Linked DNA regions of Homo sapiens: region 1 is linked to region 2. A link is a loop called in an ENCODE intact Hi-C map of the cell type or tissue named here. Cell type or tissue: heart right ventricle. All regions are shown on one strand. Links, peaks and the distances in the headings refer to the core of each region. The heading gives the core; the rest is flanking DNA. Region 1 holds the start of TILRLS (TCL1A interacting lncRNA, retroperitoneal liposarcoma associated). Region 2 overlaps LINC02242 (long intergenic non-protein coding RNA 2242).

Region 1 (8,336 bases), core at 104-8,103, 370 kb after region 2:
ACTTCGCCCATCCTCTTATATTAATACTCAATGCACTCAAAGAACATCAGAACACATCCCACTAAACTACATAACTATGCATTTTGTAGAGGCTGACTTATTTGGACTATAAAGAATGCAGACAATTTTCTCCAAATCATTGCAAACATAATTAAATCTACAAAACAGGGATAAAGGTACAAGTTCCAAAACCTTAAAAAAAAAAATGAGGCCCCAGATGAGTGGGAAGAATAGGGAGAATTGCTGATTGAAGAGCTCAAAAGCAGATTTATGAAAGAATAACTGAAAGAAATGATAAAAATAATAAAAGAACCTCATTAGGTTATAAAATGCAAAGAGGACCAGCAGCTAGTATAACTGATTGCCATTGGATCTGAACCTTCTCAGCATCATCATTTCTGTTTACAAGAGCCCCGTTCACACCATTTCACAAATCCTCCACTCATACCACCTCCCAGACTGACGGGGAAGTAATCTGGGGAATGCCGGGACTATAAACAGGAGGCTAATAAACAAAATCGCAAGCCCTGCCAGGCACAGGGCCTAAGGCAGAACCACTCATCTATGCTGGGCTTAGAATCTAATTATACCTGTGTTTGCATTTCCTTCATCCCCATAATGGTTCTTAGAAGGGGGTTCAAACCAGTACAGGGGAAATAAAAACTGAAAGATTTTTGTTCCTTGCCCTTCCAGCTGAAAACAAGCCACTGTACACACACCGAGGATGACACTCCATGGAGTGTTGCCCAGGGAACCACCCAAGAACACTTCCCAAACAATTGCAAACGCAAGTGTATCTGTGTGGTTTATGCCACTGGATAACAAAGTTAAGAGGAACGGGGATATTGCTTTTTTATTTCAGCTCTGGAACATGCTTTCTAAAGAAAACTGAAAGATCACTTACACCAGAGAGGGTGCCAACCATGGCTTGGTAGAGTGAAAAGAATAGAGACTTAGGGATCTAAAGACTTGGCCACGGATCTGCCACTGGTTTGCTAGATTATCTTAGACCAGTTATTTAACTTCTGTGAGCGTCAGTGTCCTGATCAGAAAATTAGGTTAATAATGCATGTATCCCAGCATTAGGTGAGAAACAATGGCCCACAGGTGCTCAGTAAACGCTGATTTATTTTTCTCTTTTCCACATTTCCACATCTCCAGACTGGCAGCCTGCAGATCAGTGCCGGCCTATAGATATGGTTTTTGCTGAATCTTGTGTTCTTCTTTTTCTGCTGTAAGGAGTCACAATTGAAGATTTCCTAAAACTCTAATCCCAGTTTATCTTGAAAAACTGCAATAGCAAACTGGGCTGCATCTCTCCCTGGCCACAGGATGGCTGCAATTGATTGCTTAGACAGGGCATATGCTATACAGATCACTGGCTTCCCAACCTACCCATGCTCGTTTCCTTGAGTTATCTGCCTGACGATATAGACATTTGAACTTGCAACTCTGCTAGCAATCACAAAAGGGTCCACGCAAACCACTACCTTTTCTTCTACCACATCACATGTTCTTTTGGTGTCCTAATCCACTACTGAAGGTAAACATGGCATTTGAGCTAATTATACTCATGATAGAGTAACAGAATGATTATGAAATTGAAAGACCAATCAGTTATATGAGACCAAGTTACGGGGGAAGGAGGTGGAGGAGACACTCACATGCACACACACACAATGACAGTCTGACTACATTCAGTTAAATTTGTTTCTCAGTATATTCAGTGAAATGCGTTCATCGAAATAAAGTATAAATCATGCAGTTCAATTCTACAAGTGTTAATTAATGTTTAAATGTATTTCTTTATTCTAAGAGACTATGAATCAGCTTACACTTAGATAATAAAAGATTAAATTGCTTTAATTATCAAATAAACTGGTAATGAAAACAGCAGACCATGGAGAAACAAGCATTTTCATCTTGCAGATGGGAGTACAAAATGGTACAAACCTTATGAAGGGGAATTTAGAAACATAAAATTCTAGGTGACTTTACTGTTTAGACCCCAAAAACCCACTTCTAGGAGTCTATCTTGAAGATACACTTGCTTAAGTGAGAAATAACATATGCATATATGTACTAATTGTCTATCACAAATAGAGTAACAATTGTTCCAGTTTGTCCAAGGCTGAGGGATTTACTGGAACTCAGGATTATCAGTGCCAGAACTGGGACAGTCTTGAGTTAGTCTTAGGCAAACCAACACTGTTGGTCATCCTAGTAACAAACTACCCTAAAATTTATCACCTTAAAATAATATATATAATATATATATATATTTTATCTCACAGTTCCTGAGAGTCAAGAATGCAGGGAGAGCTTAGCTAGACTTCTACTTTTAGACTCTCACAAGACTGCAACCAAGGTGTCAGATAGGGCTGAGATCTCATCTGAAGGTTTGACTAAAGGAAGATTTGCTTCCAAACTCACTTATGTGGTTTTTGGCAGGATTTTGTTCCTCAAAGGCTCTGGAATGAAGACTCTGGTTGCTTGCTAACTGTGAACGATACGGTGTCCTCAGTTCTTTGCCATGTAGGCCTCTCTAACATATCAACTTACTTCATCAAAGCCAATAAGAGAAAGAATTTGCTAACAAGACAGAAATCACAATTTTTGTAACCTAGTAACAGAAGTAACACCTTCAATATTGCATATTCTATCTGTTAGAAGCAAGTTACTCGAGGGGAAGGATTATACAATACTAGGAGGTAGAGATCATCACCCAGGACTAGCTTAGAATCTGTCTGACCCTGGGCTTAGGAGTATCAAATACACTTTGTGTTCCATTTCAAATCCTCTCAACTCACAGCCATCCAGCATTTTCTTCCACCCAGAGGCAGTTCAGGTATGAGGGATGAGTTCCACATTGGGCAGATGTGAGGGCTAACCTGATTAAAAAGCTCACTCTTCAAAGGAGCCAATATCTCCTGAGACAACTCCCTAGACATTGCTTTTATTGCCCCAAGATGCACCTTAAAAACGTAACCACTTTCAGGGAAGCACAAAGCATCGCGTCCCTGGCAGATATTATGATTTGTTTATGGTTCCTCCCAGTCCAGATGCAATCTACCAATCGGGGTCATTTTTATCATCAGCAATGCTGCCTAGAAATGGAGTTTGCATTCTACCCTTAGGAGGTTGCCAGAGTATCAGAGCTCCACAGTTAACCATAGGTTCACCATAAGCTAAATAATCATGCACAAGGGAATTGTTTGCTTAACTTTTACTCACCCACCCTCATGTGAAAGAATCTACAGATTCCTCTCCTCTTTAAAAAAGAGCTACTATGGCTACAGGGGTGTTCCAATGTCTTTGGAAAACCTGTAAGGAAAGATATGGGTGAAGGAAAGGAATTCCAAAACCTGCTTTATCTCTTCCCCTTGTTTTTCTTATATTTCCTGCTTGAAGTACAAGGCCAATGTGTTTTGGTGGATTTTGTTTTTGTAAATAGGGAGGCTACTGTGGCAGCAAGTCAGCCAAGTCATAGGGCTTCATCTGAGAGCCTCAGTCTGTCTAAAGTGTTTGGGACTATTGAAGCCGAAAATATAAATGTCACCCACTTACTATTATGTCCTGCAGATAAGAGGGTGAGACGGTCTTACCAGGGACCAGAAAATCACCTCTTAAGCCACACTAGACCCACCATGGGTGGCAATAAGGAACAGTTTTCCCTAACCCAGCTAGCTCACTGCCTCCCAGGTAGGCCTGCATGCTTAGGGCATAGGTCCCATGTAGGTGGGGGCCTCTCACCTATAACTGTTCCTCCCCAAGGCTCCTGAGCTCATAGGCCCATTCAATTCTCTGCTCCCTTCTATAGTGCACCCTCTTTTCCTTGCCAAGATTTTGACACTTGCCTCCATTCCATGTCCCCTAGGATAGAGCTGGAGAGCGTTTAGGGTCCATATGGATGAATGGCAGGATGAAGGTCAAGCATCTATTTACACAGCAATCAAGCCATTTCCCTGGTGAGAGTGCACGCCTTAGTAAAAATCATCTGCTCCATTATGCTAAAAGGGTCTCTGGCTCTTTTCTCCCCTCCTTTGAGTTACATTATAAAAAGATCTTCTTCTGGCCTCTTAGCTTGATGGGTAGCATGCCCTAGGGAAGGGGAAGGCAAGGAACTCATTCTGTACATCAATACTTCCCATTTTACAGAAGCCTGCCTTGTTTGTTCCAAGAAACTGAATGTCCATGGAAAAAAGTTCCCCCTATAAGCAGACCTCACCTTCTCTCAGGTATAGCAGGCAAACTCTCCATGCAAACTCGTGTTTCCATCTTTAGGGCTCTGCTCTGACCTCCTTATGGCTAAATCTCCCTTTGCAGCTTGTAGACTGGCACCAATCCAATGGAGAAAACTTGGTCCTTTTTTTCCCCTCCATGAGCCCAATAAGCTTCTTTAATGATTCTAGTGGTGCTTCGGTCAATGATTCTAGTGGTGCTTGAGAGAGCCAAGAACAGGCTCTGGGGTGAAACAGACAGCTGGCATCTGTGAGCCAAGAAGGGCTGTGCAGCAGTTCTCTAATGGATTTGTTGAAGAGAGGATATAAAATACGGGGCAAAGTCCGAGAAGGCAGAGAGGGAGAGCTGGGAAAAGACAGCAGATGTTGTAAAGATACTCTTTCAAGTTTCCTGTGCACTAGGAATCTGCAGATGTACGTTGGCAGGGCTACAGTCAGAGTGCAGCGGGAGGCTGGGGTTTACACATCTGGAAATCATTTGGTAGAGGGCAGAGTTCAAATGCTTTCTGCTTCAGCTGCCTCAGACAAACCTCGCCGTGCAGGCCGGGGCTGCGTGAGGGGCTGGCCGTTCACAAAGAAGTCCCTCTGGCCCCACTCTTGTGGAAGCCCTACCTAAGCTGGTGGGTTTTCCTCTGTGTTGGTTCAGTCACATGGAAAAGTTGAAAGCATTATAAAAAGAGAGAACAGGACTGGGGAAGGAGGGAAGCAAAGAAGAGAATGCATCACAACTGAGAGAAGCCTGGCTGGAAATCAAGAAACAAAATGTACTTGGACCAAATCCAGTGCATGAGTTCACTTGAGAGCAAAGAACACCATTCAGGAGAGGGGAAAAAAAAAAAAAAAAAGCCTTTTCTGTGCATAGTAACACCCAGGGATCATGCTCACACCACATTTACTTTTCTCAGAAATCCCTGTACATTTTGCCTTCATTTATTTCAAGAATGCGGAGGGCTCTCTTGATCCCGAGGGAATTACTTACTTCCTTTTGAAGGATTTATGGGGTTCTGCTGAGAGAAAGAGCAGGTCTCCCAGGGCCAGGTCATCACCCCACTGACCTACAGCCTCCTGCTGTCAAATTGAGACGTGGTCCTCCCTCCCAGAAGGGAGCCAGGTCAAGCCAGGGGCTTTGCTCCCCTCAGAGGAGAAGCACATCCTCAGGGTGAAATTGGGTCCTGGTTCAAAGTTCCTGCCGTGCTCAACTGTGCAGATGATATGGCTTGCAGCTGCTCACAGGCTTAGCGTGGGGGCCATGTACTCATGTTTGGCAAAGTGACCTTTTGAGGGGTGGTAATGAGTGAAAGGTGCGGGGCATACCCACGTTGGTTAATCTGATCCAGGACCTCAGAAGGATCAGAGTCCACCTAAAAGGATGAGTAACAAAATACAACAAAAAATATAGTAAATGCCAAATATGAGATAAAACAAGTTTAGACAGAGCTCCTCATAATCCTCATGCCCATAGCCTGCTTATCTTTCCATATCCTCTAACTTGAGGCATGTGTCTGCTATCCCCACAGTTGCCCAAGCCAGAAAAGACCAGGTCTCCCCCTTTATCACCATGCATATCCAACTTGGCCACTGGGCCCTGTTGATGATACACCCTTAGCATCTCTTGAATGTTTTGCCTCCACCCCAATGCCACCACCCTCAATAGCTCTGGCCTGACCACCGCAGCTGCCTGTCAGTTTGTCTCCCTGATGCCAATCTTGTCCATTCTCTGAGTTATCTTTCTAAACCTAAATCTGAGCGTGCCTCTACCCTAAATGGTCCAATAGCTCTCCATGGCTTTCAGGATAAAACTCAGCCTCCTGAGCATGACATGCAACATCTTCATGATCTGGTTTTTTGTCCACCTTCCAAACCTCATCTTCAGGGATATGCTGGTAAATGTTTAACAAGCATACCTGCAGACATACCACTGCGTTATCTTATACGACTCACACTCCCCCTCAAGTGACAATGAATTTCTTTCAAATTCCTGGTCATTCCATAATTTCTCCCTCATCCGGGCCTTTGCACATATTTCTCTCTCAGCCCAAAATGACCTTCGTCCTGGCTCCCCCACATCTAGTCATCCTTCAAGTTCAAGCTTATGCAAGCATAGTGAACACCAGTGGCTACCAATATGCTACTACATAATTGTGTGCTGGTGGGGCCTGCTGCACTAGGTGATTCTTGAGAACAAAGACCATGCTTTATCCTTGTGTCCATACTGCCTTACACCCTTCCTGGAACATAGTAGATTTTCAGTAACATCTGAATTAAAGAATAAAAACAGTGCTTTATTTATTTATTTATTTATTTATTTATTTATTTATTTTGAGACAGGATCGCACTCTGTCGCCCAGGCTGGAGTGCAGTGGTGTGATCATGTCACACTGCAACCTCAACCTCCTGGGCTCAGGTGATCTTCCCATCTCAACCTCCCAAGTAGTTGAAACCACAGGCATACATACCATGCTTGGCTGAATTTTTATTTTTTGTAGAGACAGGTTCTCCCTATGTTGCCCAAGCTGGTCTCAAACTCCTGGAGTCAAGAGATCCTCCCACCTCAGCCTCCCAAAGTGCTGGGATTATAGACATGAGCCACTGCACCTGGCTCCAGTGCTCATTTTTAATTTTCTAGTTACACTCTACTTTCTTGTAAAAAGATTCAAGGTTGTAAGTGCTGCAGGCCCTGCACTGAGACGAAAACCAAGCTCTGTGAAGGACAGAGTAGTCAAAGAGTACTTCATGGAGAAGAGTTGCCAGATACAGCAAATTACAATATAAGATGCCTAGTTAAATTTCAATTTCAGATAAGCAACAAATGCTTTCTTAGTACATGTCCCATGCAATGTTTAAGAAATACCTATAGTAAAAAAAAAAAAAAGTATTTGTTTATCTGAAATTCACATGTCACTGAGTGTTCTGTACTTTATCTAGCAACCCTATCTTTGAGAAGGCTGTATTTGAGCAAGATCTTGAAAGATGAGTCAAATTTAGAGAGGACAGAGAGAAGGGAAATTTATTCTCCTAACTGGGGACCAGCAGGAGGGGTGATAAGCAAAGCGCACAGAAAATGGAAACCTGCCAGGCATTTTCAGATTGGTCTAATTAGGGCATGAGGTTTATGCCCACAGAGGATGGGAGGCCAAACAGAAGGAACAGAAGATTGAAATTGACATTGAGGTGACCAGAGAGGTGGAGACTATCACCATTCACCACATGTGTGTTCAGAGTTTGTAAGTCCTGAACTGGCCCACAGGCAATTAGAAGAAAGGACAGGAAAATGAGCAGATTTCTAATTAGGTTGGTGGGGAGGTGTGGTAGGGGATGTAAAGAATCCTCCAAGATTTAAGATTCGAAAGGAAAAGCCAGATGGAAAGGGTCCAGCAGAGGAGGATGAGCTTCATTTAGACAAGTTGAATTTGATATGAAAAGTAGGACAACCAAGGAGAAATGCACAGCTGAGCTGGAGTATCAGAGGCTGGGCATGACAATCATTGTGAAATGTCCACACATATGTGACTGTGATGGTCTGCAGGGTCTCTCTGTCACTTACATGATCCAAATCCATGAAGGAGGAAGAAGATTATCCTCAAAAATATCCCAGGCCATGTAATAGAACACTGGCATGCCGATGTGTTCAACAACTCCCTACTCCAGAGCTTCTTAACAATCCACCAGGCCATTGGGGAGATGTCTCATTCTTAGGCTTCCTGAAGGAATGCTTGATGCAGTTCACTATGAGACAGTCATAAGGTGGAACACAGCATTTTTTCAGTAATCACCTAAATACATTGTAAAGACTACCTTTAATATAGTTCAAATCTGAGCCTGAATGGAGCAAGATAGTTATCTACATGAGACTGGTGAAGGCAAAGTTTGTGGAAATAATAAACATGAAAGTGCTTTGAAAATTATGTGTTATGAAAATCTCATATTATTCACCCAAACTGAATATAACTTGAAAATAATCACCAAGACATCAAAAATTGTGTCTGTGTACTGCTAAACACCTGAATATTTTAAGACAATCAAAGTCAACCCTCCCTACACTTTCTAAGCCCTTCTTGCCTTTATTTTTCTTAGTGCTTATCACCATTTATTATA
Region 2 (8,336 bases), core at 101-8,100:
TACGGAGGGCTCTGGCTGTTCACCCTCAGCAACTTGTGATCTCATACAAACCCCTCTGCCATCTGTTGCTTAGTCTCCCTGAATCTATTTATAGCTCAAGTTCTGTCCTCCTCATGTCTATTTTTTTTTCTAATTTCATAAATTGAGTTTCATGTCCCAACTTGTGGCTTGCTTTAATTGCTCCTTTTCACCATTCCCCATGTTTAGCTATAATTTAAAGTGGTTAGAGAAAATTTTTGTGCACAATGTCTGTAGGCAAAGCACTGTGGAACATCTGAAATTGAATCAGGCTCAGGCCCAACCCTCATGTAGTTTCAGTTTATAGGAAAGCTGAAATTAAAAATATATATATATGTATTATAAGAACATGAGAGAAGAAAGTGTTAGATCTCAGCAGCAAGTTCCGAAGAAAATGACATTTGTTCTTCCTGGGAGACCAGGAAGTGTCTCATGGAAGTGATTTTTTGATTCAGCCTTAAAGTGAGCTTTCCGGTTTTTAATTTTGTAATAAATAATATATTCTATTTTTCTGACATCACAGCCCCAGGGAGTGGTTCTGTACCAAATGGAATGGCAGTTGCTCTAACATTGCATGTGTGGGAGGAGGAAGAAAGGGAAATAACCACAACATTTAAAAAAAAAAAAAAGACAAGAAAACAAAAACAAAAGTCCTGGGTAACTTTTAGCATCTGTTCCACTCCCACATTAATACAATTCACCTGGGAATTCTGAGTAAAAGGAAGACAGGAAACAAGGAGGGGGGTGGGGCGGGGTGCTGGGAAGGGCATATTAGTGAAGGAGAAGACAAAGCAGGGAAAGAAAAGCCATAGAGCAGCCCAGTGGCTGACCTCTCTCTCTCCCTCAAAACCACGAAGATGCTCAGCATGGAAGTGGAGGCCTGTCTCCATTAATCACCCAGAGGAACACCTTGTAGATCGGCGCCCAAGGGAAAAACAGAGGAGGGAAGCAAGGCGGGCACGATGTCTGTGAAGCACACTTAACAGAGATGGGGAAGGATGAGAGACAACACGAGAAACACGAAGGTGAATTTGTATACACATGGAGAGACAGTGCCGAAGAGCATTTGAACACAAAAACAATGTCCTACACTTCACTATTTTTTAAAACGAAAGATTTCTTTTCCATCCCTATCTATGCTAAACTTAGTTCCTTTTTTTTTTTTTTTTTTTTTTGCATTTATTTTTCTTTTTTTGGTGTTATTGCTTGAGAAAGGCCAGCAATGTCATTGACAAAGTCTGGAAAGGATACACTTGTACCCAAAGGATGCTCAGAGCTTGTGCTGACCCTAGACCAAGCAATGCCAGTGCCACCGTGGAACTTATCTGCCTGTCACCTCCTCCATCTGCAAAAACCCTGGCATTGTTTATGGCCTGAGATTTTCCCTTGAGGGAAATAGTTCACTGTCTGGTTGGACATCTGTGATGGAATCACGGAAGACAGATCAAACTCACATATGGATTGCTGCAGATCTGGGTCCACAAACCCTGAAGTCATGCTATTCCCCAGCATAGCAAAGGAGTCAGACACTCTGGGCCTCCTGGCTTACAAACACCTAGAGAAATTCTTCTGTCCTTGAGATGCCAACCAAGGCTCCTGGGACTCATGACCCATCATAGGATTGTGATACCAGCCAAGGCTCCTAGGACTCGTGACTTATCATAGGATTGTGTGACATCAAAGCAGGCCCCATTGGAGCACTATGGGGAAGTATGCTGGGTTCCGTGGCATTCAGGAAGGGTGTCAAGTTGGAGTGAGAAGTGGCTAGGTTATTCCCACTGAGCTGGAGGGTTGTCATTGGAATCATAGAGTCTGGATCTAAAATTTGCAGATTTTATGTATTATTAATGCCAATTCCTGGCATGTTTTTAATTAATGATAAGTTGGGTGAGGGAGTTGGAGGAGCGTTTTCATTTGAGTTAACCACTAGCTTGATGGTATCATGATATAATCTGATAGAACTGGACATTGCAAAGTTGGACACTCAACATATCAAAATGCATATTCAAAAAAATATCAATCATCAAATAATCTGCAGAAGTCTTCTGTCTAGTACAACTTGCCTCCAGAGCCTATCCTTTCCCAAACCTGCTCACTTCAAGATGGTGCAGTTTAATGGAAGCAACAGCATCAGGATTTGCCATTAGGCCCACCAGGTATGATGGAACCTGGGGAAACTTGAGGTTTCCCGAGGGCAAGTCCCATATTGTGGACTGGACTGGACTGTGTAGAGTGGGAGATTTCAGAGAGTTCACATCAAGAGAACACACCTGGCTGCATGCCCCAGATTTATTCAAGGGCCCCTGCCTCAGGCCATGTCAAACTGCAGAAGCTGTGTTGAGGCTAATGGGGTTTCTGGAAGGGTTGAAAGGTAGTGGTGGCTATGACTGAGCTGGCTGTTAGTCCTTCTGTTGGGTCTGATTGGTTCACTAAGATTCTGCCAAACCCTGTTGCAGTTTGGACCCTAAGATATGGGAAAGAATGACCTGAAGCCCATGTCATCTTCCTGCTGAGGGTGCTCACCACATGGCAGGGGTGCTGTCTTCTGCTGAGCAGGCAGCACAGCTGAGCTACCTGACTGTAATTCACCATCTCCCCAGGGCACACCCAGCCTCTCATCTTTTGAGGTATCATCTGAGAGTTAGATCCCACGTTTGATATTTAGATGGACATTTTATTTCATGACATGAAGAACCATCCCAAACTCAAATTCCCAACTGGAGCCCATCTGTGAGACAGTGCTTTGGAAAAGTCTTCCCTGGTAGGACTGAGAGGTCTCTCAACTGGTCAAGGGAAAATGGGAATATTCACAGAGAGCCTGGGATCATCCTAGTCATCTCTATGCTGGGCCTTAGGTCAGCTGTGCTATCCCAAGGGGAAGATCTCACTGTTTCTCTGCCAGCTGCTATTAAAACATCTCTGAAAACAATCTTTGGGGATTTGGGGAGTGTACCCCAAGAACACCGAAGACCTCTTTGCCAAGAGAGAAGTTTCCATCATCTGGAATTTTTGGCACATTGTCTGGCCAACTGACTCCAGAAAGACTTGGACTGGGTGCAGGGTTGGAGACATTTTGCCCTTACATTTCAGAGCCTAACATTCCTGAAAGTCTAGAAAGGCACATATGGCCCTGGTTGGCTGGAGCTGGGGGCTGTTGTGGGAAAAGTTTTGGATCATTCCAAAGGCAGATATCTGTGTGTTCAGGGTTTTGCTTCTCTCTATCTTGCTGCTAGGAATTTTCTGGATTTGGAAAGAGGCGTCAGTTTCAACCTGACCTTTCAATACAGCTTCTGCAGCTTGAACGCACATGCACCACTTGGGCTGATGTCTTCCAAGAAGGTGTGGACTCTGAGCAATAGTCTGGCTATGGGAAGGTATGGAAGAGCTGTGGGCCACAGAATTTGAGGGTATCATCAAGTGTGTTGTGTGCTGGGAATCCTGGAACTTTATGTGGTCAGCAGAATTACATTCTTTAGTCTCAGGACCTCTTAGATCAAAGGAGTAGATGGGAATGCCTCCCTTGGCATCATTTCCAGTCTCTGTCTTCAGACCCATGCTCCCACCTGGGTTAAGGAGTGCTTTAGGGGTGTGGCTTCTACTCTCGGTGTCACTGTCCCAGAGGTGTCTAGGACTGATTGACAAGCTCCCATGTTCAGCCTGACTGGAAAATTTGGAAACCAGGTGAGGCTTTCCTGATAGGAACATTGCTGTAAGGGCAGAACCCATCCCCTTTGACTTTGATTTAGGGCTTTCACTGTCTTTCTTGATGGAGAGCCCTTCACTTTAATGTGACTGGAATACACTGACAGAGCTCCTGAGCTTGCATCACACACAGGGGCAGGCTTTCAGGGTTGTTCTCAGACTGAGCAGCTGAGGCGGTGGCAGTGGTTCAGTGCTTGCTGGCTGCATGCCTTTACACTGGTCAACAGTATGCCTTGTTCTTCTTTGTTGATCTCTGCTGCAGAATTTAGTCTAGGAGCTTCAGCATTCTCTGGATATACCTCCTGCTGCCAAAGAAAAATCTCTCCTCTCTAGCACACATGATATGACCAGGGCTACCCCATGGTAGTGCTTATCCTGGAGCTGAGGAATCTAGGAACCGTGTTCTCAAAGGCAACCTTCATCTTTCAGGACACTCAAATTTGTTCTTTTTTTCTGCATTGAGACACAGAAGAATTTACTAACAATGATTTCTGCCTCTCAAACAGAAATGATTTTTAGGTCAAAATCAAACAGATACCAGCTAGTTCCACATTCATTTTTTGGAGGCAGGGTGGAAACTAGAAGAGGAGAGGAGGGGCAAGGGATGCTTTGGTCCAGGGTCAGGCCCAACTGCATCCCTCTCCTCTCTCCCTCACTGCAGCTCTTAAAGTGTTGTAACCCATGGAAGGGACCAGGTAAACTAAGCATATGGGAAATAAGCTTGGAAAGGTAGATTGGGACAAAATTTAGGAAAGCCTTAAATACTACATTATAAATGTGGGGTTTTGTTTTTTGGTTGGGAGTAGGGAACTACTAAGATTTCTGTGCATGGGAGTAACATGATTATGACTTCGCTTTAGAATGGTTCATTCTCCCATTATCGTTTAGAGGAAAAAGAATCAAGGTGCTTTCAGATGCAAGGAACAGAACACCGAATCAAGATGGCTTAGATGATAGAGATTTATTATTACATATAACAAGAAGTCTTAAAGCTGTAGAGAGAGAATTGGCTGTCTCTGTCACACAGCCAAGAGATTGGCAGACTGTGTCATGAGAGGACATGTAAATTTTTTAAAAAGTGGTCAAAAGTAGTAATTTAGAGAATGTCAAGGAGGAAAGTTAGAAAGCAGAAAAATAAAAAATAAATTCCTTATTACCTAAGTTTTTGCCACTTCTAGTTTAGCACAAAAGCTCACCTCTACCTCTGTAAATGATTATTTTTAGATGAAAATAATTCAGTATGAACACTCAATCTCTCGGGAATATTACATTCTCATTTCAGAAAACCAATGTAGCCAAGCATAAGGATAACTAAAAGAGTTCTTTCTCTATAGACGAGACCTTCGATCCATTTCAAAATAATTTTATTTACTGCTACCAAAGTAATTATTCATCCCTAGGAACACACTTGCCATCTTATGAGAAGTTTCCACATTCATATAGGGAGCAGTCACTGAAATCTATAAAGAAACTCAGCAACCCACTATTAGAAGAAAAGGTGCTATCTTCAGATTTTACTTATGTATGTATGCATTTTTAATATTTTTAAGAGACATGGTCTCACTCTGTTACCCAGGCTGGAATGTAGTGGTATGCTCACAGCTCACTGCAGCCTCAACCTCCTGGGCTCAAGCAATCTTCCTTTCTCAGCTTCCCAAGCAACTAGGGATGTATTAATCCATTTTCATGGTGCTGATAAAGACACATCCGAGACTGAGAAATTTACAAAAGAAAGAGTTTAATTGGACTTACAGTTCCACATGGCTGGGGAAGCCTCACAATCATGGCGGAAGGCAAGGAGGAGCAAGTCACATCTTACATGGATGGCAGCAGGCAAAGAGAGAGAATTTATGCAGGGGAACTCCTCATTTTAAAGCCATCAGATCTTGTGAGACTTATTCACTATCATGAGAACAGCATGGGAAAGACTTGCCCCCATGTTTCAGTTACCTCCCACCGGGTTCCTCCCACAACACATGGGAATTCAAGATGAGATTTGGGTGGGGACACAGCCAAACTATATCAGGGGACTATAGACATGTACAACCACCCTGGCTAATTTATTTCCTTTTTCACTTTTGTAGAGATGGAGTCCATGTTGCCTCGCCTGGTCTTGGACTATTGGCCTCAAGCGATCATCCTACCTCAGCCTCTCAAAGTGCTAGCATTCAAGGTATGAGCCACTGTACCCAGCCCCAGACTTTCTATAGTTGTCTGTGACCAGGCCACATGCTCACAAAGAGTTTCAGATATGAACACCTACGTCCTGAGATCCTCTTTGTGTCTTGGCAGAGCATCATCTAGGACCTTAAACCAATTACCAAGAGATTTTATTTTACATAGCAGGATAAAGGGATATGATCTTGGAATTTATAAATAAAAAGGTGATTTACCATCCTTAGCTTTAGACCTAGCCTATAAATGCATCACCTTTCTCACTCTTCTGGGCTTTGCAAGGTTCATGTGGCAACACCTAGTCAGGGCAGGCATCACTGAGTGCTCTGCCATCTGATTGCTTTTCTTACCAATAAACCAAAATGACCCAGGCACAGGACATGGATACTAATGATTCTATAGAAAAACAAAAGGAGATGATGAACCTTTGCGAGGATGATGAAGTACATGTCGGGCAGCTGGCCCTCAAAGATCGATCATACCACCCACACCTCAGGACTCAACTCCTTGCCCTTGGTGAGACGTGCTTTTATCACAGAAACTAATGAAAACTCCCTATCTTAAATTAAACAGTGCTACATTTTATAAAATCATACCAGTGCTTTTAATTTAAAAAGATGAATTGCATAATTTTTTAAAATTGATCACCCAGATACTATATGGTTCTTGAGTGGATTAGAATGAAGGAAAGAAGTAAACACATATGGATGTATAGCTCTAGTTATAGGGAGTTAATATGTATTGAACACTCTACATGTGCCAATATATTTCCACATGTGAATTCAATTATACGTCATGTGGTAGGTACTATTATCATTGTATCTTTTTTATAGATGAGAAACAAAAGACATGATAGGTGGGTTGCAATGGGTTCCAAAATGAAAGTAACAAATGAAATGTAATCAATGACATTTGCTTATTTCTATTTTATTCACATTTATTTTATCTTTTTTCTCTTTTTCCTCCCAGCTCACAAACAAGAGTTTTGAACCTAGGCAGGCTAAGCAGTGATCTTGAGGACTGAAAGGGGAAACTGCTGTCAATTAATAGGACATCAAACACCCATACTCTACTGGAAAAATGTGTCCACAGACATTTGCTTGAGAGGAGGAGGTGGCTGGTGAAGAGCCCTATGGTTGCTCTCCTGTGTCTTCACTCTTAGCAGCTACAACATGCACAAGATTCAGTGCATTCAATAATTAGTTCTCAGCATCCTGTGAACTGGCGATCTATTTCCAGAATGATTTAGTGCAGTTTCCTCTAAGTCCATGCTAAAAGAGGAAATAATTAGGCTCAGAAGCATTTAACTTAAAACTGGTGTTTCTACTTATCTACAATGACTGTGCTAATTAGGCCTCTCATAAATTTCTCTGACATACTTCACTCTACAACCTCGAGCCTTTACCTCATGTGTTCCCCTGGGATCTAGAATGGTGCTGGAAAACCACTGAGATGGGAGCCTCTTAGTCTGGACTCCCTGGAGGAAGAGTAATTCACTTAAGGTTACGACACTCTTATATAAACATATTCAAACATGATTTTTTTTTTTTTGCCCTAACTGCATATTCAAGTCAATCTGCTAGGGGTAAAAAAATGTTGGCCTAGGCCGGGCGCGGTGGCTCACGCCTGTAATCCCAGCACTTTGGGAGGCCGAGGCGGGCGGATCACGAGGTCAGGAGATCGAGACCATCCCGGCTAAAACGGTGAAACCCCGTCTCTACTAAAAATACAAAAAATTAGCCGGGCGTAGTGGCGGGCGCCTGTAGTCCCAGCTACTTGGGAGGCTGAGGCAGGAGAATGGCGTGAACCCGGGAGGCGGAGCTTGCAGTGAGCCGAGATCCCGCCACTGCACTCTAGCCTGGGCGACAGAGCGAGACTCTGTCTCAAAAAAAAAAAAAAAAAGTTGGCCTAAACAGGGACACACAGTGTGGTCCAGAGACCTGGTGACAGTGTGTGAATTGTTACCAGTTCACAGAGCAGTAAGTATTACAAAACTTGGGAGTAGGTCATTAGAAATTTTATAGGGATTTCAGCAATGTAATTTTTTAATGTCCATTAAATCTAATAATTAAAAGAAATGGGGGTTTATACGTTCTATTTCATTTTTTCCATTTTATTTTTTATCATAATTCAACTCTACCAGTTGGTTTCTTTTTCCTGTTTATGGATTATATTTTACAATTCTTTGCAGACCTGATAATTTCTTATTAGATTCTGGAGAGCATGCATTTTTGGTAGTTGGGTGTTGGATTTTGCTGTATTCTTTTATGTAGTGGGGGACTTTGTTGTGGCTTGCAGTTACGGTACAAAGGATTAATTTGGTCCCCTGGAGGTGTGCTTTCAGGCTGCCTCCGCACAGCAAGCTGAGGCAATAGTAGGGCTCACCTTGTTTATTCCTCATTTGTCTTAGTTCATTTGTGTAGCTGTAACAGAAATACCAT

The links. Peaks named below come from ENCODE experiments on the same cell type or tissue, not always from the same donor. Only the 100,000 strongest peaks of a DNase experiment are listed, where the experiment ranks them.
Region 1: a loop joins it to region 2, with 5 times the contacts of the local background. A loop is called at or near these places in 2 of 110 quality-filtered maps.

Annotation. Positions count from the first base shown.
Region 1 is chr5:67,265,058-67,273,393 of GRCh38, reverse strand. TILRLS (TCL1A interacting lncRNA, retroperitoneal liposarcoma associated) reads right to left here and starts at 5,372. Exons shown (of 3, transcript NR_186086.1): 1 at 5,221-5,372; 2 at 3,858-4,101; 3 at 3,212-3,324. In heart right ventricle, for the core only: no CTCF peak of the experiment used is centred there; DNase peaks (open chromatin) are centred at 4,883 and 5,323; H3K4me3 peaks cover 930 bases; H3K27ac peaks cover 2,137 bases.
Region 2 is chr5:67,631,864-67,640,199 of GRCh38, reverse strand. LINC02242 (long intergenic non-protein coding RNA 2242) reads left to right here. Exons shown (of 3, transcript NR_147169.1): 2 at 5,805-5,893; 3 at 7,567-7,934. It also overlaps the pseudogene BCL9P1. Among named protein-coding and RNA genes, the nearest start is that of LINC02242, 11 kb to the left of the region's middle. In heart right ventricle, for the core only: no CTCF peak of the experiment used is centred there; DNase peaks (open chromatin) are centred at 789 and 3,899; H3K27ac peaks cover 1,989 bases.